Linked DNA regions of Homo sapiens: region 2 is linked to region 1. A link is an interaction called in ENCODE POLR2A ChIA-PET data of the cell type or tissue named here. Cell type or tissue: PC-9. All regions are shown on one strand.

What was found. ChIA-PET counts read pairs that join two places held together with the same protein. Peaks named below come from ENCODE experiments on the same cell type or tissue, not always from the same donor. Only the 100,000 strongest peaks of a DNase experiment are listed, where the experiment ranks them.
Region 2: POLR2A ChIA-PET joins it to region 1 with 6 read pairs; 14 of 35 experiments call an interaction of 5 or more read pairs at or near these places.

What each region holds. Positions count from the first base shown.
Region 1 is chr11:4,035,478-4,037,977 of GRCh38, forward strand. The region is part of intron 3 of STIM1 (stromal interaction molecule 1); the gene reads left to right. Among named protein-coding and RNA genes, the nearest start is that of RRM1, 58 kb to the right of the region's middle. In PC-9, no CTCF peak of the experiment used is centred here; no DNase peak of the experiment used is centred here.
Region 2 is chr11:3,863,981-3,866,480 of GRCh38, forward strand. All of the region lies in intron 1 of STIM1 (stromal interaction molecule 1), which reads left to right. Among named protein-coding and RNA genes, the nearest start is that of MIR4687, 9.2 kb to the left of the region's middle. In PC-9, no CTCF peak of the experiment used is centred here; no DNase peak of the experiment used is centred here; H3K27ac peaks cover 1,378 bases.

The DNA.
Region 1 (2,500 bases):
CCTTAGATCCATCCGTTATTGGTTTATCATTATATTGGATGAAATGTTGTGCTTTTTTTTTTGACTTAGCTCAAAATATTTTATATTTCCTTTTTGACATCTTTAGTTCACAAGTTATTTAGAAGCAAGTTATTTAGTTTCCAAACATTTGGAGATTTTTTTTAGACTTTTTTAGTTATTGATCTCTAATTTAATTCCATTGTGATCTGAGATCATACTTTATGTGACTTGAAGCCTTTAAAAAATTTTAAGATTTTTTTCTTTCATGTCCTAGGACATGGTCTATCTTGTTAAATATCCCATGTGCACTTGTATGTGTTCTGTTGGGTGGAGAGTTCTATAAATGTCAATCAGGTCTGTTTTTGTTGTTTTGCTTTTTTTTTTTTTTTTCAACTTTTAAGTTCCAGGGTACATGTGCAGGATGTGCAGGTTTGTTATATAGGTAAATGTGTGCCATGGTGGTTTTCTGCACAGATAACCCGTCACCTAGGTGTTTAGCCCTGCAGCCATTAGCTGTTCTTCCTGATGCTTTCGCTCCTCCCACTCCCCTGACAATGTATGTTGTTCCCCCTGATGTGTCTGTGTGTTCTCATCGTTGAGCTCTCACTTGCAAGTGAGAACATGCACTGTTTGGTTTTCCATTCTTGCGTGAATTTGCTGAGGATAACAGCTTCCAACTCTATTCATGTCCCTGCAAAGGACATGATCTCGTTCCTTTTCATGGGTGCATAGTATTCCATGGTATATATATACCACATTTTCTTTATGCAGTCTTTCATTGATGGGCATTTGGGTTGATTCCATGTCTTTGCTATTGTGAATAGTGCTGCAGTGAACATACATGTGCATTTATCTTTATAATAGAATGGTTTATATTCCTTTGGGTGTATACCCAGTAATGAGATTGCTGGGTCAAATGGTATTTCTGCTTCTAGATCTTTGAGGAATCACCACAGTGTCTTCCACAATGGTGAACTAATTTGCATTCCCACCAACAGTGTAAAAGTGTTCCTTTTTCTCTGCAACCTTGCCAGCATCTGTTGTTTCTTGACTTTTTAGTAATTGCCATTCTGACTGGTATGAGATGGTATCTCATTGTGGTTTTGATTTGCATTTCTCTAATGATCAGTGACGTTGAGCTTTTTTCATATGTTTGTTGGTCGCATGAATATCTTCTTTTGAGAAGTATCTGTTCATGTCTTTTGCCCACTTTTTAATGGGGTTGTTTATTTTTTCTTTGTATATTTGTTTAAGTTCCTTGAGGACTCTGGATATTAGACCTTTGTCAGATGGATAGATTGCAAACATTTTCTCCCATTCTGTACCATTCAGGACATAGGCACAGGCAAAAGTTTCATGATGAAAATGCCAAAAGCAAATGCAACACAAGCAAAAACTGACAAATGGGATCTAATTAAAGAGCCTCTGTATAGCAAAAGTAACTATCATCGGAGTGAACAGGCAACCTACAGAGTGGGAGAAAATCAGGTCATGTTGGTTGATGGTATTGTTCAAGTCTACATATCTTTATCAATTTTCCACCTACTTGTTCTATCTTTTTCCTTTCTTTTCTTTCTTTCTTTCTTTTTTTTTTTTGAGATGGAGTCTCGCTCTGTTGCCCAGGCTAGAGTGCAGTAGCATGATCTCGGCTCACTGCAACCTCCGCCTCCTGGGTTCAGGCAATTCTCCTGCCTCAGCCTCCTGAGTAGCTGGAATTACAGGTGTGTCCCACCATCCCTGGCTAGTTTTTGGATTTTTAGTAGAGACAGGGTTTCACCATGTTGACTGGTCTCGAACTCCTGACCTCAAGTGATCTGCCTTCCTCAACCTCACAAAGTACTGGAATTACAGGCGTGAGCCACTGCATCCAGCCTGCATACTTGTTCTATCAATTGTTAGAGAGGAGTATTTAAGTTTCCAGTTATAACTGTGGATTTGCCTATTTTTCCTTGTAGTTTCTGGTTCACGTATTTTGAAGCTCTGTTACTAGGTGCATAAAGATTTAGGATGATTATTTCTTAGTGATTAACTGACCCCTTCAACATTATGAAATGAACTGCTTTATCCTTCGTGGTAATCTTTGCTCTGAAATCTACTTTGATAAAAATATAGCTGTCTTTTGACTGTTGTTAGTTTGGAATGTCTTTTTCCATCCCTCTACATTTAATCTATTTGTATTTTTATATTTAAAGTACATTTCCTGTAGGTGCATATAGTTGGGTCCTATATATATATATGTATATTTTGCAATGTGACAATATCTGTTAATTGCATTATTTAGACCATTTACGTTTGGTGTGATTATTAATATGATTAATCAAATATGATTGATATGATTATTAATATAAGATAATTTAGGTTAGTCCATTTTCTTGCTATTTGTTTTCCGTTTGTCCCATCTGTTCTTTAATTCCTTTTCCTACCTTTTCTGCTTTCTTTTGGGTTAATTCAGTATTTTTTATAATTCAATTGTATTTTCTTTGTTGGCTTATTAGATATA
Region 2 (2,500 bases), 170 kb before region 1:
GTCTTAGCATGCATCCCCCGAGAATAAAGGAGGGCTGCTGTAGTTTCATTGTCTCACTTCGGCTATACCCAGCCATCATGCGTAACTCTGGTGTGGCCAAACCAGGCTTTTATTCAAGGCTTACTGTGGGCCATGGGGAGACTGTTAATAAAGTCTGGGTGCTAATATTTGACCTCAGCTCCAGCTGTACTCTCTTATTGAGTATAACCACCTCCCTAGCTTCACCTGCAGTCTTGAAATGGCTGAGCAAATGGGCCTGGTCCCCACTGTATTGGTTACTTATTGGTGTATAACAAATTATGCCAAAACAGAGAGGGCTAAAATAATAAGTATTTATTATCTCATAGATTCTGTGCATCGGGAGTCTGGATATAGCTTGACTGGGTACCTCTGGCTCAGAGTCTCTCATGAGATGGCAGTCAAACTGTTGGCTGGGGCTGAAGACTCTATTTGGGGGGAGAGTGTTTGCTTTTAAGCTAATTCACATGGTTGTTGGCAGGCCTTGGTTCCTTGCCATATGGGCCTCTACACTGGGCTATACTGGACATGATGATTGGTTTCCCCTAGAACAAGTGGTCCAAGAGAGCGCAAGAGAGAGTGCCTAAGATAGATACCTCCATCTTTTTATCATCTAATCTTGGAATTGATAGGCCATCACTTCTTCTATATTGTGTTTGTTAGTAAGTCCAGCCCATCCTCAAGGTGAGGGAATTACATAAGGGCATGAACACTAGGAGGGCAAGGACCGCTAGGGATCATCTTAAAGGATGCCTCTGAGATTGCCCAAGGGCCATGCTCTGGGGAACAATCACTTCTAGGTTCTGTGGCCTTTTAGTTTTTCTTTGACTTCCTTTGCTTATGACCTAGAGTCTTGTGGAGTCTTTTTATACTCCCTTTTATGTTGTGTCTCTTGGTTCATGCATTACTTCATTGCTTTGACATGACCTATCCTTTTTTCCTTCTCCCCGGACTCCTGGGCTCCAATTAGAAACTAGCTTTTTATCCTAGGCTGCAGTCCTGCCTACCAACTTTTTTTGTTTCATACCTTCTATTCTGGAGCCCATTGTACAGCCACTGACTTTGGAGCCTTTACTACTCCAACTTGGCTTCTGAGAGTTAGATTTGTAGATGGCATTGAATTGGGACTCACAATGACAGATGAAAAACTTCATTCTGACTTTTTAGGCCATTGGTGTTAGGTGCTAGGACTGAAATCCTAGTATGTGAAAGCTGGAAGGGGTTTTAGAGACCATCTCTCCCAAACTTCTTATTTACATATCAGAAGAACAAACTTACCCAAGGTTTTGGTAAGCCAGGGCTAGAATATAATTTTCTCTGATTCTCATTCATATGTTGTTCTCACTCTGTTGTGGAGCCTGTCTACCCTAATGGAGCCTGTTTGGGTTGTTAGGAGGTCTGGGACCTACACAGAGGAGAACCAGGAAGCAGTTCACAATATTATATTATGTTCACCGAAATTGGTCTGGGTACAATTAGGGATATACAAAGTCAAATGTCAAGTGCTGCTTCTTTGGACCTATCCAGCTAGAAAGCTTTTTTATTAGGCACAGAAAAAGAAGCCCAGCAATATCTGTTTCCTATGGTGCCTAATATATGCACCCTATACCACTCTCTTGACAATATCTGTTCAGAGCAATGAGGAATCTGTTTGCTGGGATGTACAGTATAGGCATCTGAAGGAGACAGGTCAGAGCCTTATGTTGTATGTCTCACCACTGAGCTGTTCAGCTGGCTCCATTATGGATTTGGGGCCTCCACAGGCAGGGTAAATGTATTAAAAACTTTGTGGGGTTACTCGTGGCCACCTGGAAAGTGCCAAGGGGAGGTTCTCTGGGCATTGAGAATTTGACAACTTTGCCTGTGTTGATACAACTTGCTAGAGCAGGCAAGACTTGAAGAGGGATGGCTGTGGTCCTGTCATGTTTATCAGAGTGGAGCAGATTTCTTTTGTGTGAGAAGTCATGCAAGAAAAATCCGGAAATGAGCCAACAGCACTTAAACTTTTGTTTTCTGCTGGGGAGCATGGAATAGAGAAGGTGCAGGTTCTAAAATTTCTGTATGGGTGGTGGTTGCTTTCCTGACACAGAGTTCCAGCCCCAGACCACTTTACTCACTTCATCTCCCTCTGTTCCCCTTGCTGCATTCTTGGCAAGCCAAGCATTTTTCTTTGTTCTGATCTGCAGAACAAACTTTTATTTATACTGCTTCACTTTTGTTTTTACTTATGTCATTTAACTTCCTTCAGAATGTCTTTATTACCTGTCCTTCTTTATTTCTACTTCCAGTCCTCTATGAAGTCTTTCCTGACACTAATTCTAGCTGTGAGATACTGCTGACCTGTGAACAAACTCTGGTAGCACTTACTATCTGCAGTGCTCTCTGTGCACTTCACACCCTGCTTACGCCACAAGAGGCAGCTTGCTATGTCTTTTTTTTTTTTTTTTGTGACAGAGTCTTGCTCTGTCCCCTGGCTGGAGTG